Regions from separate parts of the Homo sapiens genome. Here region 1 is linked to region 2. Evidence: chromatin loops called from intact Hi-C (ENCODE). Cell type or tissue: CD4-positive, alpha-beta T cell. All regions are shown on one strand. Each heading gives the region's core, and the rest is flanking DNA. Links, peaks and the distances in the headings are about the cores only. Region 1 overlaps PAX7 (paired box 7). Region 2 has its middle 38 kb from the start of TAS1R2.

Evidence for each region. Peaks named below come from ENCODE experiments on the same cell type or tissue, not always from the same donor. Only the 100,000 strongest peaks of a DNase experiment are listed, where the experiment ranks them.
Region 1: a loop joins it to region 2, with 5 times the contacts of the local background. A loop is called at or near these places in 7 of 110 quality-filtered maps.

What each region holds. Positions count from the first base shown.
Region 1 is chr1:18,672,963-18,689,299 of GRCh38, forward strand. The region is part of intron 4 of PAX7 (paired box 7); the gene reads left to right. Among named protein-coding and RNA genes, the nearest start is that of PAX7, 50 kb to the left of the region's middle. In CD4-positive, alpha-beta T cell, for the core only: CTCF peaks have their summits at 8,600 (motif pointing left) and 8,802; a DNase peak (open chromatin) is centred at 8,609; H3K27me3 peaks cover 715 bases.
Region 2 is chr1:18,816,082-18,826,858 of GRCh38, forward strand. No RefSeq gene overlaps it. Among named protein-coding and RNA genes, the nearest start is that of TAS1R2, 38 kb to the right of the region's middle. RefSeq lists enhancers at 1,425-1,925, 3,622-4,131, 4,132-4,641 and a silencer at 4,820-4,998. In CD4-positive, alpha-beta T cell, for the core only: CTCF peaks have their summits at 4,857 (motif pointing left) and 5,076; a DNase peak (open chromatin) is centred at 4,870; H3K27me3 peaks cover 1,163 bases.

The DNA.
Region 1 (16,337 bases), core at 4,565-12,564, 140 kb before region 2:
GCTGATGCGGGGAAGAGGAGGTAAAAGATTGTGGATGCAGCAGCACTGGCACATGCAGAGCTGCAATTTCCAAGGCCTCCTCACTGCCCTCCCTTAGTGAAAGGGAGTTGGAGTGGCAAGGGGTCTGTAGCGTGGGTTCCGACTCCCGATGGGCCTGGGTTCAAGTCCTGACCCAGCCACATATAGCTGTGTGACCTTGGATAAATCACTGCCCCTCTCAGAGTCTCTTCTTTAGGACTGGTTTAATATTGATGCCTACCATCTCTGAGCGCTTGGAATGATGACAATTACGCATGCAAAGCTTAGTACCTGGCATAAGGCAAGAGCGTCATAGACACCCGTTACCACTGTTTTATCCCCATGGAGAAGACCACATGCTCTTCAGAACTAAGAAGCCCAATCCCACACGGTCAGCTCCTTAAGTGAACACATTTTTGTCCACTCCCAAATATCTAGAAGCATGACTTCGTGCCCTGTCAGAACCAGTGTGTTTTCAGATTGTACCACCCCCTGCTAGTTTAATGTAACTAACCTATGGTTGGCCACATTTTTGGAAAATAACATTGTTTATTTGATCAAGATTCAGTAAACTGGGCTCAGAGCAATAATTGTCCCAGGGTGCGAGTAACAGATTTTATTTTTATTGATCAAAAAAAAGTTTTTATCTAAAACACATCAAACTTTTAAAAGGCGTCAACAGCAGGATCAAATTGGATTTTAACTCCTTTAAAAAGTGGCTCCTTCAGGAACCCATTCCAAAGATGTCCGACCCTTTGCAGTGAGATACTCAAACCCCAGGGTGGATGAGGGATTCCACGGGCAAGGGAGGTTATTTTGGAGCCATAATGAAGACACTGCATTTGCATTTGGGGGCCCTCTGAGCAGCTGAGACATCTGGAAGCAGAAGGGGGAATTCGACGGAATATCTGTGTGTTGGTTTAGAGTGTCAGTCCTCGACCTCTTGGAACTGTTCAGCTGGCTAGCTGGGGCTTCCAGCGTGGGGCCAGGTGTCTGGTGTTGCATAAATACATCTCTAATGAAATTATTGTACAAAACAATCCTAACACACTCACCAACAATCACGTTGGCTTGAAGAGCAAACTATTTGGAACATTGCACCTTATTGCACAGATCTGGCCATATAGGAGGACGCAATTCTTTGACTCCTTCAACAAATGTCTGTTGAGCAATTACCATGGGCCAGGCCCTCTTCTGGGCATTGAGGATAAAGCAATGAATAAAACAGATAAAATCCTTATCTTCTTGGAGCGGAAACAGGGTTCCTCCAAATAATTCAAGAGGGGAGGCTGGAAGACAGCTCATGGAGGAGGTAGGTGTCCGGTGTGGTTCCTGACTTCAGTCTTTTAAAGGCCACTCTCCTGATACTATGACGGCTCTTTCTCCTTGCAAACACCAGTGACACACCTGATTGCTGAACACAAAGGAAAAGATGGTGAGGAGAAACGGGACTTAGGGAAAGAGCCAGGGTGGAGAAGAAGAGGTGAAAAGAGGTGAGTTCAGAGCCCGGAGCAGGCAGGGAGGCAGGCTTCCAGGCTGTGGTCTGTCAAGAATCTGATGGCACAGCCACCATGGCAAGTTGCAGGAGCAGGCACAGAGAAAGAAGTTCCTCCTCCAAGCTGGCCCCCTTGGCATCGTCTCCACCCTTCCCATGTGAAAAAGATCCAGGGCTTTGGAGCCACGAGGGGCTAGGGCATGGCACCGCTGTCTGTCCCCCTTTTTCCACTGTGCTGATGGGTGAGAGGGGTTGTGTGTTTCTCCCCAGGCTCTTGCTCCCTTTCACAGAGCAGCGTGGTCCTGTTTATTTGCTGATGCTGGTTTTCTCTGCATTTCTATAGAACAGTGGTTCTCAAATTGTGAACCACCCCCACCAACAGCAGTGGCAGCATCATCTGGGAACTTGCTGGGAATGAGACTTCCTAGGCTCCCTCATGGGGCCCAACAACCTGTGTTTCCAGAGGCCCTCTAGGTGATTCTGATGCTGCTAACACTTGACAGCTGGTCTAGAAGATGTTGGGGAGGTGGCTTGCTTTGCTTAAAATGCATTCATTGGCTTCGGTGTCTGCCCCACCTGGGTTTGGATGGAGACTTTGCTGCTTAGCATCTGAGCAAGTCTGCACCTCTTTTTGAGTGTTTGAAAGAGTCCTCTTCCCACGAGATGATTGTGAGGGTTCTATGAAAGGATGTAGTGCACGATGACTTCCTGGGACATAGTGGACCCTCAGCAGCCCCCTTCTTTCCTCTGTGGCTGCCTTACCTGACACACGCCCACCATGAAAAAAAGCCGAAAGTGTCCAATAGGCACGTGCCGATCGCCTTGGAAAAATCAACCTCACCAACTCTGACAGCAACAGAACCACAGCATCTTAGAATCACAGAATCTTAAGATGTTAGAACCAAAAAGGGAATATTTAGCCCCACCCAGCCTACCCAGTTTTTATGGGTGAAGGAACAGAGGCTCAGAGAGACCACCTACCTGGCCAAGGTGACATAGCATGTCAGGGCATCTCTCCTCTCCCCAGCCCAATTGCATGCCGGTGCTGTCCTGGGCTCTGGAGGTGGGGTAATTAATACATCAGATACAGCCCAGGACCCCTTCTCAGGCTGTCCCCCCAACCCCACCTGCTGTCCTGCTCTCTGAACAGCTTTGCAGAGACTCTTAGCCAGGAAGCCGAAATGAGCCCCCGGCTGCTTTTTGTAAACAGCTTTTGAAGTCTCATTTTCTGTCGCAGCTCTCATAACTAGCTCAGAACGGGGCTCATACCTGTGTTCGACCCCGATGTGTTGAGTGAATTCATATCTTGAAGGCATGGCTCTAAGTTCGAGTCTCTCTTTCACTTCTTCTCTTGGTGGTGTCTCGGGGGCCAGGAGTCCCGGCAGCGGGGAGATGCAGCAGGCCCCAGGGTCGCTCCCCTGATCAGGGCAGGTGACAGCCCTCACTTAGCCTCCCATCTGCCCACCAGCATCCCTGCACCAGGAGCTGGCTCCAAGCCGGGGTCCGCTCAGGACCAAGTTTTCCAGGGTTGGGGCATCTGCCTGACATAATACGTAACAGTAATTAAGAAATAAGCCACCTCGCCCAGCTTCACAGCAATCATTTGGCTAAGTAACTACCATGGTCCAGTGCCTCAAAAATCACCATTAGAGTACGCTCCTTATGGCCATAAAATTTCTCGTTTTCTGCCTTTCACCAGCCTCCCCCTGCCATCTTCGCCTTGCTTTATTTATACATTCGTCCTCAAACAATGGCAATAAACTCTTTCCCAGAGTGTTGCAAATCAGAAATTTGTCCACATTTTTCCACCACCTTCCACTGTGGACCTGCTCTGCCTGGGAACGGCCCATCCAGGCCAGCTGGAGAGGGCTGGGTTGCAGTAGATTGATGGGGGCACGACAGGTTGGGGTTGCTGGGGAGAGAGGGTGGGGAGGGGGGCAGCGGGAGAATGCACCATGAAAGGCCTCTCGCTGCCCAGCGACCAGCCGGAGACACAAGAGGCCCATGAGTGGCTGGGGGAGGGGAGGGGAGGGGAGGGGAAGTTGGGGGAGGAGAGGGGAAAGGAAGGATAAGTCTTCCCCACCCCCTTCTCCTAAGAGGAAAAGAGGGGGATTGGGGGATCCTGGGAGGCAGGGCAGGCCCCAGGCAGAATGGGAGGGTGATGAAATTGGTCCTTCCCCTCCCCCACAGGAAGCAGATGATCTCAGGGTGTCCTGTAGCTCATGCTGCACACGCAACTTAGGATCATAGTCCCTTCTGAAACTCCTCACCACCCCCACCAGTCAATGATCCTTTCTCCAGCAACAGGCATTGTTGAGAGCCAGCCCCGCTGTATGCCTGGCACTGTCCTGAACCCTGAAGGTGGAGTTTATCCATCAGATACAGCCCAGACCCCTTCTCAGGGGGCTGTTCTTTGAGATCCAGGAAGACCCCTTGGTTTTAGGGGTAGGGAAAATGCAGCTCAGAGAGGGGTTTAGAGGTGAAGTCAGGGACAAACTTCAGGGTTTCAACCCCAAGCCCCCTCGTCTTTACAGCCAGCCCACGGGCTCCTGGGGGATGCCCCTCTGGGCAAGGTGAAGAGTCCTCTCATCTAAATGGGGCATGCTAGCTGACTGTAGGTGATTTGGGGGACACTTCCGCCCTGACAACTCGTGTTTTAATCTGGCATTCCTGGAGGCAGTAGCAGGGGAAATAACCAAGTTGATGGCTTTGGTGTTGGTGTCTCCAGAGGGTGAAGTCTGTTTCATAGGGTGGGCTTCTCAGGTGGAGATCTTGTTTCTAAGGGGGGCGGCATGGCCTCCATTACAGCAACTGCCCCAGTGGTGGGGGTGTCAGGCTTATGTTTCCAGTGATCCTGCTTGACTTTCTCATCAGCACTCCAGGACCGGCGCACAGCAGACCCATCTTTCGGAGAGTGGGTCTCTTTCATGGTGGCATGATCCTGAGACCCCTAGTTCCTGTTGCAATGAACATTCACTGCTGTAGCTTTTGTTAGTGTGGTTTGTGAGGCACCAGTGGGTGCTTGGTGAACACCTGTTGGGCACATGCTTCTCTGTACACCTTGTTAGGTGCACAGAATGTTAGGTTTCAGAGTTTTCCTGGGAGGCCTATTTGAAGGAAGATAGAAATGTGGGGATAGACGGGAAGCTGGAAGCATAGAAATAACTCTGGAGGGAAAAGAAACTGGCACAGAGTCCTGGGAGAGAAGCTGTGACTCTGGGGAAGCTTAATCAGTTCTCCTTGCTGTGTGTGTAATGATGAGGGTCCGTGGCTTCTTTATTTAACTGATGGCTGCAGTTCCTTTAGACTGTGATTAAAAGCATTCTAGCCAGGCGCAGTGGCTCACGGCTGTAATCTCAGCACTTTGGGAGGCTGAGGTGGGCAGATCACAAAGTCAGGAGTTCAAGACCAGCCTGACCAATATGGTGCAACCCTGTCTCTACTAAGCATACAAAAATTAGCCGGGCGTGGTGGCATTCTCCTGTAGTCCCAGCTACTCCGGAGGCTGAGGCAGGAGAAATGCTTCAACCCAGGAGGTGGAGGTTACACTGAGCCAAGATCGTGCCACTGCACTCCAGCCTGGGTGACAGAGCGAGACTCCGTCTGAAAAAAAAAAAAAAAGAAAAAGAAAAGAAAGAAAGAAAAGAAGCATTTAGCCGGGCGCAGTGGCTCACGCCTGTAATCCCAGCACTTTGGGAGGCCGAAGCAGGTGGATTACCTGAGGTTGGGAATTCGTGACAAGCCTGACCAACATGGAGAAACCCTGTTTCTACTAAAAATACAAAATTAGCTGAGCATGGTGGTGCATGCCTACTCAAGAGGCTGAGACAGGAGAATCGCTTGAACCCAGGAGGCGGAGGTTGCAGTGAGCCGAGATTGTGCCATTGCACTCCAGCTTGGACAACAAGAGCAAAACTCTATCTCAAAAATAAAAAAAAAAGTGTTCTAGAATGATAGGAACTACAGAGCTGTTCTTAGTTACCCTGCCCTCGAGTAATGCCCGATATAAGAAAAAATAGAGTTTCCATCCTCGAGGAACTCCCTGTCTTATTGTAAAGGCACCATCTCTACCCTGAGCTGTCCTCAGTTTGATGGGGAGATGGACTTTCCACACATATCCACTAAAAGCTAATGATTAGTCTCCAGCAGGAGTTGATACCAAGGGCTGAGAAGATGGCACAGGCAGCAAGTGCCACAGGGATTCAAGCAGAGTTCTCTGGATGTGGTAGTCCTGGAGGGCTTCATGGATTATGTGGCCTTCATGTCTAGATTGGGAGGATGGTGGGGTTAGACAACAGGAACTAATTTGAAGCCATCATCCCAGGGCACAAGTCGGTATGGAGGCTGGAAGTGGCTCTGCAGGGTGGGCATGTTTGAGCCTGTGCAGGAGACCTGGCATGGCACGCTCAGAAGTGCCCATCGCGATGGTTAAGAGGGCTCTGGGACTGGCTGCCTGGCCGTCACGGTCACTCTGCCATTGAGTTACTTAACCCCTTTGAGCCTCAGTTTTCACACCTGTAAAATGGGGCTAATAGAAATACTGATGAGCATTGTAGTGAGGTGTTGTGATTTGCTACAGGAAAGGTGCTTCGTAAGGTCAAAGCACACCAGCAGCGGTTTGAACGCTTCTTCTCTGTGGCCTTCACACCCAGCCCCACTGGGGGATGCTGCATGGGTTCACAGAGCCCCATCTTCAGGGTAGAGTGAGCCCCAGGTTTAAGTCCTTCTTCATGGCTGAGCCCGGAAGCAGGGAGTTACATGGACAGAGGGACGAGGCCCAAAGCCATTTTCCATCTCCACCTCCAAACAACTTTCCAACTGGACACAGCCCCTGTGTCTCCCAGGGCTCCAGCACTGAGGAGGGGTGAGGGCGTGGGGAGGGGGAGAAGGAGGGTCCCGCAGGCTTGGCCTCTCAGGCATATGGTCCTTTCACAGCCGCTTTGTGGGGCGCGGATGGGTGGTCAGGCTGCCTTTTCCTTTCCATGCCGGGCAGCTTCATCTGGCCACTGGAGCCCCAGCTGCTGCTCTTTCCCCTCTGCTGATTTTGAGACCTCTCCTTAGGCCTCCCCTGCTCCAGCTTCCTGGGCGTCTGTCTTCCTCTGGCCCCTTAGTGCCTCTAGCATTTATGCTACAGCTGAATCACTTACCTGAGACCACCTGGCCCCCTCTTCTCTGTAGGTACGTTTTGCATCCAGGACAGATTTCTGGGAAAAGGATGGGATGGGATGGACGTGGGGTCTGTAGGCATGGCTTGGGGATCTGCAAAGCCTCCACCGTGGAAGAATAAGGAAAGGATGACAAAGGCATGTTCATTCATTCAGTCAGTTGTTCATTCATTCAGGCATTTGTTCATTCATTCATCCATGCATTCATTCCTTGCCTTTGTGTTTTGCGCCAGGCAACTGTGCTTGCCTCTGAGGGATACAGAAGTAAAATAGGTCCACACTACATGGAGGGGCCAATAATAACAATAGCAGCAATAATAATCGCTAACATGGATTGGGTGCTTACTGAGTACCTGGAACTGTTCTTGCCTTGCAGTAATTCCTTTCATCTTTGTGCATGACAACTCTGTGGGGTTGGTACTATTCTTGTCCTCATTTTACAGATGAGGAAATTGAGGCCCAGAGGGATGAAGTTACTTTCCTAGGTTAGTGGGGGGCTGGGACAGTTGTATCAAGGGTACCTCTGTCTGTGTATTTCTCAAGGTTCCCACCCCTGGAGCTGCATCAGTACCCTAGGGAATAGGCAGGATGGCAGCTCTTATTCCCAGGGGGATGGATAAGCAAATAGAGATTCCAAGAGGACAAGTGACAAGTGACATGCTCAGGGTCACACAGCAGGTCATGGATGAGCCCAGAGTGCCAACTCCCCACCTGCCAGGCTTCTGTTCTGAAGGAGAGGAGAGACTGGGTCTGGGATTGGTGGCTGGCAGGCTGGCCAGCCCAGGAGCGCCTGTCACACACAAGGCTGGGAGCTCAGCCTCCATCTAGTTTTCCTCACCTCCCCTCCTCCTTTCTGTCTCCCATCACTCTCACCATTTAGAAATAACAAGAACGAGGCTCAGGACTTAAACATACCCAGGAGTTATGGCTGGTAGGAGGCAGATTCCGAACTCAAACCCAGGTCCGTCTGACCTCACTGCCTCTACTCTTCTCACCTCTCCCCCAGTGCCAGCCCTTGCTACCTCCACCACACTTTGTAAGATAGGACCAAGCGGGCAAGCCCTTCAGGAGCAGCATAGTGACCTCTGCTCTGCCCAGCACAATCGTTGCTCTCCCTGCTGCTTAAATAACTTGGATGAGTAAATGATTGAAATAACCCATGAGAGAAGTGAATGAGAACTAGTGAGTAATTTCAAGATGGACTTAAAGTCACAGGAAGAGTGTAAAAGATTTTGAGCCGGGCGCGGTGGCTCACGCCTGTAATCCCAGCACTTTGGGAGGCTTTGGGAGGCTAAGGTGGGCAGATCACCTGAGCTCAGGAGTTCAAGACCAGCCTGACCAACATGGAGAAACCCACTCTCTACTAAAAATACAAAGTTAGCCAGGCATGGTGGCACATGCCTGTAATCCCAGCTACTCGGAAGGCTGAGGCAGGAGAATCGCTTGAACCTGGGAGGCGGAGGTTGCGGTGAGCTGAGATTGTACCATTGCACTCCAGCCTGGGCAACAAGAGCAAAACTCCGTAAAAAAAAAAAAAAAAAAAAAAAAAAAGATTTTGAGCTGAGCTCCTCATAGAGTGGGCCTGCCCCTGCCCCCAAGGTGCCCTCTTAAAATGTCCCACCTCATCCTCCTCACTAATTCACAGCTGCCACCCCTTCCAAAACTCCATATTAGCTGCACAGGACACCAGCATGTTAAAGAGACCAAGTTAGAAGGGTCCTCATGATATCTTCAACTTCAACCTCTTGCTTCATCTCCCATATGTGCTTTGTGCTTGGTTCACAGCTTGGCGCAGAAGAAAGAGCTCTGGGTCTGCCACGAGAATACAGGGCTCTGAATTCTGTCCATGCAACTACACAGTACCATTTCCAGCAGTACTACTTCCTTCTTCCTAGAAAGGCTCTTTCCTGGCAGGAATGTATACACAGTGCCCTCTAGTGTCTAAGGACAGTACCATGCTGCTAGCAGAGAGCCAGGATCAGAGAATGCCCCACTGCAGTTTCCCCTTGCATCAGATTTTGTGGTGCAAATCATCTACCTAGGGCTTAGAATTTATTTTATTTTATTTTATTTTATTTTATTTTATTTTATTTTATTTTATTTTATTTTATTTTTATTTTTATTTTTTGATACGGCGTTTCATTCTTGTTGCCCAGGCTGGAGTGCAATGGTGCAATCTCAGCTTACTGCAACCTCTGCCTCACGGGTTCAAGTGATTCTTCTGCCTCAGCTGGGATTACAGGCATGCACCAACATGTCTGGCTAATTTTGTATTTTTAGTAGAGACGGGTTTCACCATGTTGGTCAGGCTGGTCTCGAACTCCTGACCTCAGATGATCCACCCACCTTGGCCTCCCAAAGTGCTGGGATTACAGGTGTGGGCCACTATGTCCGGCCGGGCTTAGAATTTTAAAATCCGGCCTGGTGGGGTTCGATGGGAGCTCCCTGGAGAAAAAGTTTTGTCAAGTTTTGTGAACAAGGTGAGAGTCCAACTCTGGCTTTCCTAAAGACACTCTCCTCCCTCCCTCCTCTCCTTGAGTTGGGAGAGTGAAATTGAACCTGTGGGGGTCTCTCAGTCACTGGGAGAGAGTGTAGGATTTGGAGTCAGACAGAGCATATTTGGATCCTCACATTGCCAATGCTTCCTAGCCCCCAGGAGGCCTCTGGGGCAGCCAGAGGACCTGGCCATGGAGCCTGAGGCCTAGGTTCTGGTTAGGGGCCGGTGGGACCCTTCAGACATCAGCATGGAGGAGTCTTGCCCTTTGCCAGCTGTTGGGCCCCATGGAGGGGGAGGAGCCATGTTGCCCCCTTTCTAGAATCTCCTTCGAGAAGAAGCAAGAAGTGTTCTCCCTGGATCAATGCCAGCTCACCCTGTCTTCTTCCCAGTGGAGAACTGGGGATGGGAGGAGCAGCCTGAAGTGGGCGGGACTCCAGCCCTAGAAAACCCCACATTAGAATCCCACCCTGCCACCTTCTGGCAGTGGCCCTGGGCAAGTCCCTGAGACTCTGAGCTGCCACCCCCTCCTCTGGGGCCAGCAACTTGGTGGTTTAGCCTTGGTCCAAGGGCTGGAGATAATGGACTCCCCAGATGTGCTGTGGCCTTAAGACATTCTCGGCCCCTCCTGGGTCTGCCTGGGAAGGGGAGAGAGGAGGTGCTGCCGGGCTGTGGGGGCGGGGTAGGCAGGACCTAGGGAGTTGATGGAGAACCCATCTTTCAAGGACTGGTCTCAAGGGGAATATGCAGAGCCCCCTCCCTGCTCCTGTACCCTCACTCAATCCCCTTCTCCACCTGTCCCTGCACAGCTGCCCAGCTGCCTGGGTGGGGCAGGGCACCTGGCTGGGGTCCCTGCTCACCAGGACAGGGGAGTACCTGTGTGGGGGAAGTGGATGGGGGTCAGGAAAGTGGTCAGCTACAGCCAGAAACCAGAGCAGGGCCAACTGGTCAGGCGGTTGACTCAGTGGCTCTATCCAGGACCTGACCTCCCCTCCACCCATCTCCCCTGCACCCCCAGAGTAGGGCTGGGTTGATTTCACCTTTGAACTCCTAGATACTGGGACTGAGTGAGCACACAGACACATTTGAAATGAATCAAGCGTGGATAGTTTTGCTCTGTCTCAGCAATGAGAATGCAGCTATGGATACCTTAGACCCAGAGCACCGAGGAAGGCTTACCTGTCCCCGGCACTGTTGTTTTTCTAAATTTCGTTTTCTTTGAACATTCAGTTGTTACCAACCCAGCACTACTTTATGTGCCGTAAGATACCAAGTCATTTTATCATCCATTCATTCATGCAACAAATATTTGAGTGTCCACTTTGTGCTGAGCATTGGAGATTCGGCAACGAATCAATGAATTTGAATGAATTTGGACAGTCAATGCTCTTGACTATCCAAAGGACAGTCAAGAATGCCCATTGGCCGGGTGCGGTGGCTCATGCCTGTAATCCCAGCACTGTGGGAGGCTGAGGCGGATGGATCATCTGAGGTCAGGAGTTTGAGACCAGCCTGGCCAAAATGGCAAAACCTTGTCTCTGCTAAAAATACAAAAATTAGTCCGGCACGGTGGTCGGTGCCTCTAATCCCAGCTACTCGGGAGGCTAAGGCATGAGAATCACTTGAGCCTGGGAGGCGGATGTTGCAGTGAGCTGAGATCAAGCCACCGCACTCAAGTGTGGGCAACACAGGGAGACTGTCTCAAAAATAATAATAATAATAATACCCATCCTTGTGGAGTGTGCGGTGGGTGGTGGATGGGTGCTGGGGACAGATGACAAAACAGAATACATAGCACGTCTGTGATTGTGCTGAGGGAGGGTCGAGGGTTTCTCTGTTATTATCTGTGTTTTCACATGTGGGGGCCACAGAATCCAGCCAGACTGAGCCCGGAGTCTGTGCTCCTCAGTGCCCGCTCTTCCTGGCCTGACCCGCTGCAAACTGCAGGGGTTCACCAGGCCATGAGGAGGGTGGGACAGGGCATGGGCAGAGGGCACAGCCTTTGCAAAGCCCTGCCATTGCTGGGGAAGAAGGTGGTGGCTGGAGTCCAGGAAGAGATGGGGTGGGCGGATGCCAGGACAGGTTCCAAGCTAACAGGGACTCGGGATCTCCTGGCCTCAGTGCTGGGCCAGCTGCATGAGAGGCGTGAAGGGAGAGGAGGGGATGAAGGACAGTGCTGGCTGGGTATGGTGCCCAATGCTGAGATGAGCTCCCAAAAGGAGTGTGAGCAGAAGAGGTGGACTGTAATGGGACGCTTCATCCTCTCCTGGGCCCCCAAGGAGGTTTAACTTGGATTCCAAGCCCCTGCCTCTCAGTCTGCTCCTCCGTCGCCCTGTCCTTGTGTGCAATCTGACTCCCGCAGCCACGCCCGAGCCCCGTACACCGTGCGCTGGTTACAGCTGAGCAGTTCCCTCGGAGGAGCAGGGAGGGCCCTTGCCATGGTCCCGGCTTGCCGGGCCCCCAGCTGAGCTGTAAATGACTTTTCCATTTTCTGAGACCTGCGCCCAGGCCTGTTTGGTATTCAGAGACGCCTGGCCCACACTCGCCAGCTCTCAGCTCTGCCCGAATTACTTGATTAAAACGCATATCAACTATTATGTGATTCGTTTCTCTGCCGCAGCTCAACACCGGGGCCTATGTTAAACTGTAAGAAAAGCTGGGTTGGGAGGCTGCGGGAGAGGGGAGCGCAGAAGCAGGGGTGGGAGGGTTTCCGGAGGGTGTGAGGGAGGCTGAGAGAAGGACCCCAAACCTCAGGGCCACTGCCGGCCTCCACTGATCCGGGATGGGTGATTTAGAAATGGGTCAGCTCCTGGTCCTCTGTGAGCTGGGTAGATTCAGAGATTGTGGCCACCTTATTTCAAGGCTTTTCCTCTGGCAAAAGAGGGAGGAGGGAAAGGTTGGGGATGGAAGAGAAGCCACGTTGGTTTTCAGGACCAGAAATGGAATTTTCCATCACCCGGGAACTTGCTGTAGCCATATTGGCCTTCTCCGGGCTGGGAGTCCTGAGTCCTGGGTTTACTTTGCAGCCCCACTGCCCTGAGACTCCACTGAACATCTGTAGAATGGGGATAACACTGCCTGCCTTCCCCTCCCTTTATTGGGAGAAACTGTTGGGACAACAAAAGGGCTTGTAAACTGTAGAGTGTTGTGTGCAAGTTCGGGGGGTGACTGCTGCAGTGTGTCAGAGTTTAAGAGAGACTTTGCCAAGCTCTGTCAAGCTCTATTCATTCAAGAGGCCTTTATTGAGCACATGCTGTGTCCTAGGCATAGTCCCTGCCGCACTCAAGGATCTCCCAGACCAGTGAGACCCACAGACCCATAAACAGTCTAGTTCAGTGTCTCCTGATGAGCTTTGAGAACGCCAAGAAAGGGAACTGAAATCACCTTGGATGGGCCCAGGAAGCCTTGCTGGGGGAGGTGGCCCAAGAGCTGGATGGTGCTGGGTGAGCACTCCCAGGAAGAGGGAAGGCACTCTGAGCAGAGGAAGCTCATGTTCAAAGGCGTCAAAGCAAGACCCACCTGGCTCACTCACTCACAGAAGCCATGAGTGGCTGGACAGGGAACTGTATGGGATGGCAAGGTGAGTGGGGACACATGGGCAAGGCCCATAGTGGTTGAGGCCTTGCTGGCGTGGCTGAGGCTTCCTGGCACATGCTGGCAGTCAGTGATGGCTTCCAGAGGTCAGTAGCTGTGAAAGGAGGCTTTGAAGGGAGAGGCAAAGGCTGGGGGAGAGATGATGGGAGCTGCCCCCAGCAACCTTCCATCCATCACCATCACCATCACCATCACCATCACCATCACCACCATCACCTCAGCCTGGGCCGGACTTTGCCCGGCCAACTTGCTCCTGCCCACCCCAAAGCTTTGACAACGCAAATGGCTCCCAGCACCTTCCGCCCCTCATTCTGTCCTAAGGCTCTGCTGCTTTAACGAGCCACAAGCTGCCTTGATGTTTTACGTCTGTCCTGTGCCCCGGTTCATCTGGCAGTGTTTCCTCCACTGGACTGGAAAATCCCCAGGACAAGGTGATACCTCCTCCATCTGACTGGGAGCTTCCTAAAACAGAGGCTGTTTCTCCCCCATGAGATTGGGAGGTCTCTCAGGTAGGAGCTGCAATTCTCCTTTGCTCAGTATGGACTGCTCCACATCCCTGACTAGAGACAGGATCCAGGAACTCAGAGAAAGCATCTCTCCCTGTATCCTTCTCTTTTGGGGCAATCTCCAGACCAGCACCCCCTGGGACCATCCCATTCCTTAGCTGTTTGATAGTGCGAGGGCAGGAGCCCAGGCTGGCCATGAGGCTGCTCCCCTACTGCGTACCCCGAATCTGGCTGCCGTTTAATGAATGCGTTCCCATGTTCACTCCCCCCACGTCCCCCTCCTCGAACCAGCTGCCCAGGCTTCACCAAGGTACCTGCTTTTGGTACACAGAAGACTCAGCCCCAACCAGCAGGGCCTCTGTGGCCAATTCCACCTAATCCTGTTGATTAATTTAACTCTGAGGCTAAAGGATTTCCAGGGGTGGGGAGAGAGAAGGGCACCCCAAGAGAGTGGGGGTGCAGGAAGCTGAAGTGAGGTTGATGTGGTGGCATTGGGGCTCTTTGTGTCTTCTCACACTGCTTTGACCCTGTACTCCCCGCCCCGTTTCCTTTTCTGTCATCACCACCGTCATTGTCCTCATCATCAACAATAGTAATAGCCTTCATGGGTCCTTGAAGTTGCAAATTACTCCTATCATCTTTATTTTATTTTATTATTATTATTATTATTTTTTGAGACAGAGTCTTGCTCTGTTGCCCTGGGGGACATGCAGTGGCGTGATCTCAGCTCACTGCAACCTCCACCTCCCAGATAGAAGTGATTCTCCTGCCTCAGCCTCTCAAGTAGCTGGGATTACAGGCGCATACCACCATGCCCAGCTAATTTTTGTATTTTTAGTAGAGACGGGGTTTCACCATGTTGCCCAGGGTGGTCTTGAACTCCTGACCTCAGGTGATCCACCCGCCTCAGCCTCCCAAAGTGCTGGGATTATAGACATGAGCCACCACACCAGGCCCCATCATCTTTATCTCATTCCATTCTCAAAGCCATCCAGGGAGGGAGGCATACAAGGGTGTATTGTTATCTTCATTTTTATAGCGGAGAAAACCAAGGTCCTGAGAAGGGGAGCGACTTGTCCAAGACCACACAGCTAGGGAAAGACAGAGCCCACAAGCCAGGTCTCAGGCTGCCGAGACCAGGATTCCTGATTAGACCGGGGCTGTCCCAGAGGACCCTCAAACTCCTTCCCAATCTGTCCCTTCCCGCCAATCCCTCTCCAGGGCTCACTGGCTGTGTGTCCTCCATCCAAGTGACTGAACCTCTCTGAGCCTCGGTATACCTATTTGTAAAAGAGTCAATAGTCCCTGCTTCACAGACCTATGAAGGCTGGCACAGAGGTTTCTAAAATGGGGGTCTCTTCCCCTGAGCTTGGCCAAGGCGGGTAGTGGATGCTCTTTTTTAGGGGTTGAAGTCACAAACAAACTGCAGTTCTGTTCTCTTGAGATCTCTCTGGATCTCGGTGGGCAGTGAGACAGAGCTCTGCCCTCCCCACTCAGTGTCCAGAGGGTTGTTATGGCAACCTCCAACATCCAAGAGGATCATGCCAGATCCTTTCGGACAAGAGAGATCTGTGGGCCCTGCTTGGCCTTCCCCAGTCTGGGCTTCGGTCTGGGCATCTCTCTGGATCCACGGAGTTCCCCAGATCCCTGCAGAATAAGGAGTGGGAGGGACAAGGAGACAGGAAGGAATTAGACCCAGAACTCCATGGTGAGTCTAGAAAGCTGCAGGTGACTTGCAGGACCCAGGGATCAGCTGAAGCATGGGAGGGCACTGGGGCCCGGGGCTTGGCAGAAGCACTTGAATTTTATCTCTCAGTGGCATAAAGCAAATGTTGGTCCTTTGCTAACTGCAGTCATGATTTTGGTCACAACTCTATATCTTGTCCTATTATTTCCTTAATATTTTACTATATCTAAAAGCACCTTTAAAAAACTAATTCAAGGATACTAATGCTCTTATAAATGGAAAATGAGTATCATTTCCTGTAAATAGATGGGAACCATAAAAACCATAAATAGCATAAAAACAAGGAACGTTGTTAAATTCTACCTAGAGACTAGCACACGGGAAGTTGTGAGCGTGGGGCCTGCCCTCTCTTTGTTAAGAAGAGACAACAACTGTGTTAATGACTGTATCGGATTGTGCTGGCCTCAGTGGTGGCCACCAGCCACGTGTGACTATGCAAATTTGAATTACAATTAAATACAATGAAAGACGAAGTTCTTCAGTTGCAGTAGGGAAGTTTCAGGTGCTCAAAACCCCATGTAGCTAGTACTGCCACATTGAACACTGCGAATCTAGAACGTTTCCGTCATCGCAGAAACTTCTATTGGACAGCACTGCTCTAGAACTGAATGGAGACTCAGTCAGATTAGTATTTCCAGGCCAGGCATGGTGGCTCATGCCTGTAATCCCAGCAATTTGGGAGGCCGAAGCAGGCGGATCACCTGAGGTCAGGAGTTCAAGACCAGAGTTCGAGACTAGCCTGGCCAACATGGCAAAACCCTGTCTCTACTAGAAATACAAAAATTAGCTGGCCATGGTGGTGTGTGCCTGTAGTCCCAGCTACTCGGGAGGGTGAGGCACGACAACCATTTGAACCCGGGAGATGGAGGCTGCAGTGAGCAGAGATGGCGCCACTGCACTCTAGCCTGGGCGACAGAACAAAACTCCATCTCAAAAATATAAAAATAAAAAATAAATAAGAAAGACTAGGATTTCCCCCAGGACAAGGCTGTGCCTCCTCCATCAGACTGGGGCTTTCTGAGGGTAGGGCCTGTGTCTGCCCTCATCTCTGACCTCACAGCTCTGAGGACAGTCTCTGCCCAGAGACTGCACTCCCTACAACTCTAGTCCCCATCCGCCTCAGCTCCTGTCTGAGCTCAAGTGTCCTCACTGGAGAACTGAATCTGGTGCCCCACTCCCCATCCACGGGCTGGCCTCGCTGCCTGCCAGACAAATGCCTGCTTCCTTCTTCTGAAGCCCCAAGGGCTGGCTTCCGTTGTCACCGTCAGAACACTGAGGTTATGCACTGCATTTCAGGAATTGAATCCTTGGCATTAGT
Region 2 (10,777 bases), core at 1-8,000:
ATTATTATTATTATTATTATTATTATACTTTAAGTTTTAGGGTACATGTGCACAATGTGCCGGTTAGTTACATATGTATACATGTGCCATGCTGGTGTGCTGCACCCATTAACTAGTCATTTAGCATTAGGTATATCTCCTAATGCTATCCCTCCCCCCTCCCCCCACCCCACAACAGTCCCCAGAGTTTTATTCCTACCATATGTGTGTGAATTTTCTATTTTATTCATGACTCCTGAAAACCAAGGGTCGTATTTATTTTTCCCCCAAATTTGCTGACACAAAACACATGCTGCTTGTTTAACCGACAATTGAATTAATCAGTCTTAAGCTTCTCTGTCACCATCACCATCATCAACATCATCAGCATCACTTCGCCCTGTCAACTGCCCCTGCATCAGGAAAAGCACCCACAATGGCCATCTTCATCCCCTTCCTCCCAAATGTCACCATCATCATCCCCAGGAATAGTAGCAGCCCTGGGGCCATCACCACCAAGCTATCATCCTAATGATGTCATTCCGCGCATGGTCACTCAAAACCTCACGTGGGCCAAGCACTGCGCTAAGAGCTCTCCAGGCATCTTCTCATTTAATCCTGACAACAGACCTAGTCCCAGCCATGCCCCAATGGAGTAGGTACTCTTATGGTACCTGCTTTACAGATGGGAAAACTGAGACACTGAAGGGTTTCTTGGATGCCTAAAGCGATAGGGGCAGGAGAGGAGCCCAGGTTTGCCTAACTCCAAAGTCCATTTTCTCAAACATGCTTTGTACCATCACCCCAAAGCCACAGCAAAATTGCCATTGTTTCCACTGCCAAATAAGCAACCAACATCAGCATGAGTATTTTCATTACCGCCATCATCAACACAGTCACCACCACTGCCAAGAGCTGTCACCTTTAGCCTCACCACCATCAGCTCCACCCACCCCACCAGCCACATGAGCATTCTTTACATTTTGCTCAGCTGACAGCCCCCAAGCACCATCACACATCAGAGACAGAAGAGAGACAGAGGAGCAGGCTTGGCCCCTGGCCTCAGAGAGCCTATTTCCCCTCCCCTCATCACGACCATTCCTTCCTCTCCCAGCCTCATCACCCTCATTACACAAAGGAAGGCCTGGAGCAGACCCATTCTCTTCCTCATGATTGCGGGGAGGGACATTGTCACGGCCAAAAGATCAGGCCTTTGAGTGGCTGTACTCAGCAAACATTCATCCGATAATTCATTCAATTCACTAAGCATTTATTGGGCATCACTGTATGAGCCCAACAGCTACAGAAGTAAAGAAAACAGAGAGGGCCTACTCGGATGGAATGAGGAGGACAGATGTCAAATAAATCACTACAGGAGGGATGGGGTGCCAAAGAGATGAGTTGATTGTAAAAAGGGGTGAAGTGGAACAACCTAGCCTAGTCTGGGAAATCCAGGAGGACTTCCTGGAGGAAGCACCAGCTAAGCTGAGACCCCAGTGCTAAGTGGAAGCGAGCTAGGCAAAGAGGAGAATATGCTGGGGCTACTAGGAAGGCGTTCTGATGGCAGGCACAGCATGTACAAAAGCCCTGAGCTGGGAAAGACTTCTGCTTTTAGAGCAACCAGAGGGAACCTAATGTGGCTGATGCCAGGTGACACGGGAATGAGGAGGTGACCAGAAACTGAGGAAGCCCTGCCAGCCTCATGGGGAGTGCAGCGGGGATGGCAGTGGAGGGCAGGGGGGCAGCTCTCGCGAGGACTTGGAAAAACAGCACCCAGCCCCGGAAGAGAGGGCATGGGCAACCCAGCGTGAGGCCCAGAGGAAGGAGCCCAGAGGGCCAATGGGGGCTGATGAAATGTTATGGACGGTGCTGAGCGATTATGCAGAGAGAATCGATTGCTCGGGCTGGTGCCTGCCTGGCACAGAGACACAAGCGCTGAAATGTCAGGCCTGTGATCTGAGAGTGCCACCCGGCAGCCGCTGAGCTAGACAGCCCCCACGGGTGCAGACCGAGCTGCGGGTGTGCAAAAAGAAATCCCAACGCCCCCCAGATGGAACTGTTGTCCTGGCAGGGCTGAGGCAGCAGGGATAGGGACGGGGCATCTCAGAAGGTTCTGGAGAGGAGGGGCCGGGTGGACCTGCTTTTCTCGGTTCTCGTGCATGCAGATAGCTCAGCTCCCAGAGACGCAGGCAGGAAGGGAGGGAGGCAGAAAGGCTGGGCCCCGTGCTAGAGAGATGCGTCTGCAGATACATTCTAAACATGCAAATCAGAGAAGGGAAGGGGCACTGGGAGACTTCCAAATGCCCACTCCCTGGGGCACAGTGTAGGGTGGAGGGAGGGCTGGAGGGAAGGCAGGTGGAGGGGGAGCTGAGGGAGGTGGGGGGGAGCTGAGGGAGATGGAGGAGGAGACCATGGGACCTCACGTGAGCCTGACCCCCTCCTGGCCATACCCCTGCCCCCAAAGCCACCTCTCTGCAGAACGGACTGGTTCCTGCCTCCCAGCCAAAGAAGGCTGGGTAGGCTGGAGCAACTCCCCAACACAAGCATCCTGAGCGCCTGCTATGTGTTACAGGCTTTCCCAGTTCTCAGGGATTCTACAGGGAGAAAACTGCCGTTAAGAGACTTCAGTGACTTGTGCCAGGCCATATGGGTCACTTAGTGATCAGCAAGATCACAACAGCTCTGACGATGTGACAGGCACTGCACAGAGCCCTCGCCTGCTCCATCCTGTTTCATCCTCACTGCTACCATCAGGTGCTCTAAGAAGCATCATTACCGTCATTTTACAGATGGGGAAACTGAGGCTCTCAGAGAAGCAACTTGACTGAAGTCATCCTGCCAATAACAGACCAGCTAGAATTCGAGCCCTGAGCTGGGATAGAGGGTCTATGCCTGGAGACCTCACTCCCAGGCTTCACAGTGGTAAAATAAGTCACCCCAGGCATAAGAAAATAAGCCGGGGAAAGAGCCTGCTTTAGGGTGGGGCCAAGGGGAAGGGAGAAACCAGGTAGAGGGCTTGCTCAACGGTACGGAGTTCAAATCACAGCTTCCCAGGCCCCCCGTGCCCTAAACGCACCGGCTCAGGGTGGCTTTTTTATAGAATCCCTGCCACATCCTGGTCTCCTTCTGCAGTCATTGGTCCCCATAGAGCATTCTCCACATTGCATCTGGTGATCTTTCAAGCACGAATCAGATCGGGTCCTCTCCTGCTTAAATTCTCTGGGTGACGTCCTGTTGCCCTGAGAATGAAATCCTGAGAGGCCCTGCCCCATCCAGCTCCTGCCCCCTCCCCATCCCTCTGTCCGGAAGATGCTTTCCCCAGAACCTGCTGCGGCTGCCCCTCCCCGACAGCCTCCCTCCCTGGCCACAAGCGGCCCCAGCCCCTGTCTGTCCAGTCGCCCCGGCCATTCTTCACAGCACTTACCTCACTTACTTCAGTCTCGGCGCTTCCCCGCTTCCCTTTATTGTGGGAATTTGGGCTTGTGCACTGGAGTTTGGGCTTCATGAGGGTGGAGAGCTGGCCTGTCCTGTTCCCCATGGCACCCCCCAGTGTCGCATAGTAGATGCCCAATAAACATTTGTTTAATGGGGAAGGGGCAGTGCCCAACAAGGTCTCTTGCATGCTGTCAGGGCATAGCATGCCTGGGCCGAGCCCGTTGCCTGGCAGATAGGGAAACTGAGGCTCTGAGGGGCTGACCCCACAGCTAAGGGCAGAGGCCAATGCTCTGAGGGAGCACTTAGCTCCCAAGCCAGGATTTTCCACTGCCCCAGGAGTCACGGGCTCCCTTCCCTCCTCTCATCCTTGCCACTCTCCCCTGCCTCTCCCCACCGGTGATCACCAGCACCACGTCTCTCCCTCCTGCCAGGCTGGCTTGAGGCAAAGGTGATTTGCTGACAGGGCCTGGGGCTGGACTTAGGTTCAACACCCAGCTCCGCCACCTCCTCGCTGACTGACCACAGGCAAGTTCCTCTACCTCCCCCAGCCTCAGTTTCCTCCTCTGTACTGTGGGGACGTCAAGGGTTGTTAGACGAGAGTGTGTGTGAGTGGAAAGGGCCCAGCAAGTGCCTGGTGCCGAGGACACTCATTTAACCCGTGATGAGAGTGGCAGTGCCATCTCCCCGCAGCTCGTGAGGACTGGCGCGCCCCTCCCCGATCCGGGCCAGGGTCTCTGCGCACTGGGTCCACCTGCTTCAGCCTTCACCCTCCTAACAAAGAGGTTGGTTGGTCTTTCCAGCCTGTCTACTCACACCCTCCCTACTACTCAAACCATTCATCATTCCTCCTGCTTCCTGTCCCATCAGCCCAGCCAAAAGGTTGTGATTACCACACAAGCACACGCACGTACCAAACACACGTGTGCACGCAAGCACAGATGCCTGTATGCACAGTCATAGACGCACACATCTCCCCACACACAGCCAAATAGTCGCCCAGAGGGACACGGCGTTGGGGTGCTTAACACGCACCCCCTCGCACACCCGCGTGCACACACGGGTCTCCGTGGGCACTGCGTACACACGAACCACAGACACTAGCACCTGTGTGCCTGCATTCACCCACACAAACCGCCCTGCTTTCGGCCCTTGCCTCTCTCCGACACCTGCAGCCTGGCAGACCCCGTGCCGTAGAGGTGACACAGAAACACACACTGGGTGAGTTAACAGTCGGGGCTGGCATTTGGCACCACACTCTGGATAGACGGGAACAGCCTGCACGCATGCACCTCCGTGTCTCTGCATCGTGTGTTTGTGTGTGTGTGTGTCTACCCAAGCGTCCAGCCTTGGGCCTGGAAGAGACGGGACTTCAAGCCCTGCCCAGCACTTCCAAGCACGGAGCCCCTGGCAGCGGCTCAGCCTCCCTTTGCACAGGAATGGGGCCAACAGCACCATCTGCTGTCAGCTTCTGGAAGTGCCCTGCAGAGAGCGCACACCTGGCTCTCGGATCAGCTTTCCAGAAGGACCTGGGCTGTGGCCGCTATCCTGACAACAAGCTGGGCCACAGGGACATCCCCAGTCCAGTGAACTAGAATGAGGCTGGTCTTCAGAACCACCGGGAAAATTTGTGTCCAAGTTAGGGACCACTCTCCTTGCGTGGATGGGGAAACAGGCCCAGAGGCAGGGAGTGACGGGGTCCATTGGTTGGCCCAGGGAAGAGGATCATAGCGATTTCATAGAGTTCTTGTTCTCCAGCTCCTCATTTTGGTTCATATCTTGACTGTGTTTCATGTTTTGACAGGCAGGGCACTGATTTAGGGGAGCCGCCCAGGAGGCAGGCAGGCTGGGGTGAAGTGATGGGATTCGCAGGTCCCCTGCCCACACCAGGCCTTGCCCTGGACAGGAAGGCCCGCTGCAGGAATCCTGTTCTCAGCCACACCGAGGTACACATACCTGACGCCCTGTGAGAAGGGCTGTGGACGGAGATAGGGAGGCCGAGGCAAGAAACAGCAAACGGAACGAGCGATGAGGAAGGCCAGGCCACAGGTGGATGGGGAGATGCTGAGGTCCTGCTGTGCTGGACTGAATGCAGATGGGAAGCAGCCTTAGCTTAGAGATGACCTGATCCAGATTGGGAGACTGAGGCCCAGGGAGGAGGGGTGACGGGCCCAAGGTCACTGGAGCCAACAGCCTGGCTAAGAATCGATCCAGGTCTTCTGGTTCCCAATCCAGAGCTCTTGCCTCTCGCGTGACTGGCTCCTTCCTTCCCCTGGGTTAAGAATTACTCTTTCCAGCGGAGCAGGGGCCGTCTTTTCACATCCCTGGCAAAAGTGGCTGAGATAAGCCCTTAAAGAGTCTGAGAAGCTCCCCCTCTTAGATCAAGAGGATCTAGGGAGCCTGGAGGCAGAGGAGACCTGGGGACTCTACCAGTTTCCTAAGTTCAACTCTAGGCCAACCCCTATTCCTGCCTCCCTTTTGTTAATGCATACATATCATGGACCGTTGGGGTTAAGAATTCACAATAATAGTAGTCATGATGCTATGGACTGAATGTTTATGTCCCCCAAAAATGCATCTGTTAAAATACTAATCCCTAATGTGATGGTATTGAGAGGCAGCGTCTTTGGGGGTGATTAGGTCATAAGAAGGGAGCCCTCACAAATGGGATTAGTGCCCTTCTTTTTTTTTTTTTTGAGACGGAGTATCGCTCTGTCACCCAGGCTGGAGTGCAGTGGTGCAATCTTGGCTCACTGCAAGCTCCGCCTCCCAGGTTCACGCCATTCTCCTGCCTCAGCCTCCCGATTAGCTGGGACTACAGGCGCCCACCACCATGCCCAGCTAATTTTTTGTATTTTTAGTAGAGACAGGGTTTCACCGTGTTAGTCAGGATGTTCTCCATCTCCTGACCTCGTGATCTGCTCACCTCGGCCTCCCAAAGTGCTGGGATTACCGGTGTGAGCCACCGCACCCGGCCCTTTTTTTTTTTTCTTTTCTTTTTTTTTTTTTTTTTTTTTTTTGAGACAGTATTTTGCTCTTGTTGCCCAGGCCGGAGTGCAATGGCACAATCTCGGCTCACCGCAACCTCCACCTCCCAGGTTCAAGCAATTCTCCTGCCTCAGACTCCTGAGTAGCTGGGATTACAGGCATGTGCCACCACACCTGGCTAATTTTGTATTTTTAGTAGAGACGGGGTTTCTCCATGTTGATCAGGCTGGTCTCAAACTTCTGACCTCAGGTGATCTGCCTGCCTCAGCCTCCCAAAGTGCTGGGATTACAGGCGTGAGCCACCAAGCCCGGCTGGGATTCGTGCCCTTCTAAAAGGGACCCCACAGCGTTCTCTCACCCTCTTTCCACCATGTTAGGATATAACAAGTCAGCAATCTGCAACCAGAGGAGGGCCCTCACCAGGACCCAACTATGCTTGCACCCTGAACTCAGACTTCCAGCCTCCAGAACTATGAGAAATAAAGGTCTGTTGTTTATAACCCACTCAGTTTATAATATTTTGTTATAGCATCTGAAGCTAAGACACATGATAATAGTAGCTACTGTGTGTTAAGTAGCCTGGAGACATCTCCCTGCAGTGATGGATTATTCTTATTTCATTTACAGCTAGGATAAGCCCAGGGAGGGGCAGTAGCTTACCCAACATCACAACACCCCAAGTGGCTGCAGCAGGATACACCCTGGGACACCAGCTTCAAGTCCAAGGCCCTCCCCACTGCTCCTCACCACTACATACAGGACAGGAAGAGTTTGTGTCCTTGAATTTGTTCAGCAGTATCAGTGCCCGACTGCAACAGGGGTACAAAAAACACAGAAGTTCATTGAACAAGTATTTAGTGAGCACCTACTATATGCCAAGCTCTGTCCCAAGTGCTGAGGGTACAGCAGAGAATAAAACAGACAAAACTGCCCTCTATTGGCAGGGGCATAGGGGACAGATAAACACAATGAGCTAGCAAACACGTATCCTGCCAGATGGTGACATGGGCTGTGGCGTAAAGTGGAGTATGGAGGGAGGATAGGGAGTGAGGGTGACGATACGCAGAGGGGGCCTCAGGAAGGTGTCACTGAGAGGGGAATGGCTGAGCAGAGGCCTGAAGGAGGTGGAGGAACCAGCCAAGTGAGTGTGCTTCTAGCAGAGGAAATGACCTGTTCAAAGGCCCTGAGGCAGGCCCATGGTTCATGTGTCTGAGAAACAGCAAGGAGGCCAGTGCCGCTGGAACAGAGGGGAAAGTAGATGAGATCAAGGAGGTTACCGGGAGACCAGGTAGGGCCTGTGACAAATCTGGCTTTTACCCAGATGAAATGGGAAGCCATTTTGAGCAGAGAGGTAGCAAAATCAGACTTGGGTTTTAAAGGGCACTTTGAAAGTCGTGTGGTTGTATTCATCCGTTTAATACTTTTGCATTGCAGATTAAGTTTCGTATTAGTTTGTTCTCACTCAGCTATAAAGAAATGCCTAAGACTGGGTAATTTACAAAGAACAGAGGTTTAATTGGCTTACATTTCTGCAGGCTGTACAAGAAGTATGGAGGCTTCTGCTCAGCTTCTGGGGAGGCCTCAGGAAACTTACAATCACGGCGGAAGGTGAAGGGGAAACAGCTTTGTCTTACATGGCTGGAGTAGGAGCAAAAGAGAGAGATGGGGGAGGTGCTACATACTTTTAAACAATCAGATCTTGTGAGAACTCACTCACTATGCAGTACCAAGGGGAGATGGTGCTTAACCACTCATGAGAACTCCACCCCCATGACCCAACCATCTCCCACCAGGCCCCTCCTCCAACACTGGGGATTACAATTTGACATAAGATTTGGGTGGGGACACAGATCCAAACCATGTAAGTGGTTAATAGATTTTACAGGGCCAAGGACAGAAGCATGGGGGCTACTGAGGAGCTGCCCAGCACCCAGGGGTGATGAGCTGGAGAGTTAGGCTAAGGTTGTCAGGGTGGAAGAGGTGCAAAGTGGTCAGATCTGTGAAATGTTTTTGAAGGTAGACACACACACACACACACACACTCATACACACACACACACGGGAGAAGCCTGTGAGCCACGCTTAGCTGTAATGGGACCCGCCATACCTGACCATCCATGCTTTTTCATGCAGTACCCAGTGATCAGACTACATAGGTCAGAGAACCCGTCAGACAAGCTGATGGTGATGCCTGGCAAGGCTGCTCAGGGGGCCTGGCGTGGTTTGTCCACTTCACTCTTGCCCCACAGCAGTGCTTGTGCCACTGGGAGAAACAGCTTAAATCCTCAGCCCTTGTCCAGCCTCTTCATTATGCAAGTGGGGAAACTGAGACACCAAGAAGCAAAGGGACTTGACACTCAGGGAGTCAGAACACAGGCACAGTCTCCTGACTCCCTGTCCAGTGCTCTCTCGTACCACAAGCCCAAACTTGCCCCTCAGGACTGGGTGACAAGGACACAGGGGCTTGGTCAGGCCTGCACAATCTTTTCTAGAGAAGGGGGTGACGGTGAGGGGCCTTGGCCTCCAAACTTCATCCCCACTTCACTCCATCCCACAGGCTGCTCTGCCCAGCCAGAATGTGGGTGAATCCCCTAATGACCCAAATCTGACAAGGAGCAGAGTCCGTATGTTGCCAGCATAAGAAAGGACAAAAGAAGAAGCCTTAGCCTTTGGCCCCTAACTGGAGGCTTAATGAAGGCATCCAGCAAGAAAGGAAAGGGTCAGCATTAGTATCTTTGTCAACATCACCACCACCACCATCACCATCACAATTACCAACATCACCACTACCACCATCATTATCACCATCACCATCACCATTACCAACATCATCACTACCACCATCATTACCACCACCATCACCAACACCACTACTACCACTACCATCAACACTACCACCATCATTATCACACCACCATCACCATCTCCAACATGGTAACCACCACCGCTATCACCACCTCAATACAAAAAACAACACCATCATCACTACCAACACCAATACCAATACTCTACCACCACCACCACATCACCATCGCCATGACCAACATCACCCCTACCACCGTCATTATCACCATCACCATCACCATTACCAACATCATCACTACCACCATCATTACCACCACCATCACCAACACCACTACTACCACTACCATCAACACTACCACCATCATTATCACACCACCATCACCATCTCCAACATGGTAACCACCACCGCTATCACCACCTCAATACAAAAAACAACACCATCATCACTACCAACACCAATACCAATACTCTACCACCACCACCACATCACCATCGCCATGACCAACATCACCCCTACCACCGTCATTATCACCACCACCATCACCAACACCACTACTACCACTGCCATCAACACTACCAACATCATTATCACCACCACCATCACCATCTCCAACATGATAACCACCGCCGCTATCACCACCTCAATACAAACAGCAGCAACACCATCATCATCTATCAACACCAATTCCAACACTCTACCACCACCACCACCACCATCACCATCACTACCAATATCATTAGGATCTCTAACACCATCACCATCATCATCACCACTAACACCATCAATACCATCAACACCTCTTCACCCTCATCACCACCGTCACTGAGCCAGATCTAGTTTGGGTTGCACTGGAGAACAAAGAGGACCCCCTGTAGCTAACACTGAAGCCAGAAAGCTTCCCAGATAGACTGTGCATGGGCTGGGCATCTGCCCCGGGGAGAGCCAAATGGCTATCGGTCGTCAGGGACATGGAGCTGGAATGGCAGGAGATGGGGTTGAGTTAGGACTGGGGAGTAGAGGCAGCAGACACGAGTCTATCCAGGGCAGCCAACAGGCTGGCTAGGAGAAGGAGGGACTAGGGAGTCTAAGGAGTGAGAAGGCAGCTGGCAGCTGTTCGGATGGAATGTCAAAGAGGGAAAGAGAACAGCCCCTACAGGAGCCCGTTCATGAGGTGAAGAGCAGGCCAGGAGTGGGTGGAGTGCAGCAGGCAGGTAAGCATAGCCCAGTTGAATGAACATCACCATTACACCTCCACAGCATCCCACTCTCTAGCACAGCCATGGCCACCATCACCATGACAACCAGCCTGAACAGCACCTTCCCCATAGCTATGGACTCTCTCACATCCCCCAGTGACCACCACCACGACTGAAGCAGAGACTGCTCTTGCCCATCAGCAGTCACTGTACCCTGCTGCCTTCAGAGCTCCCAAGTTTATCTGGGCATAGGAATGCTGTTGCAGGTTGGCTTGCCCTGCAAGCAGACCCTGAGATGGAGATCAGCAGGCAGATGGGCTGGGGGTCGCCCTTGGGGTCAACACACGTGTAGGAGCAGGAAAAGAAATGGAATTGG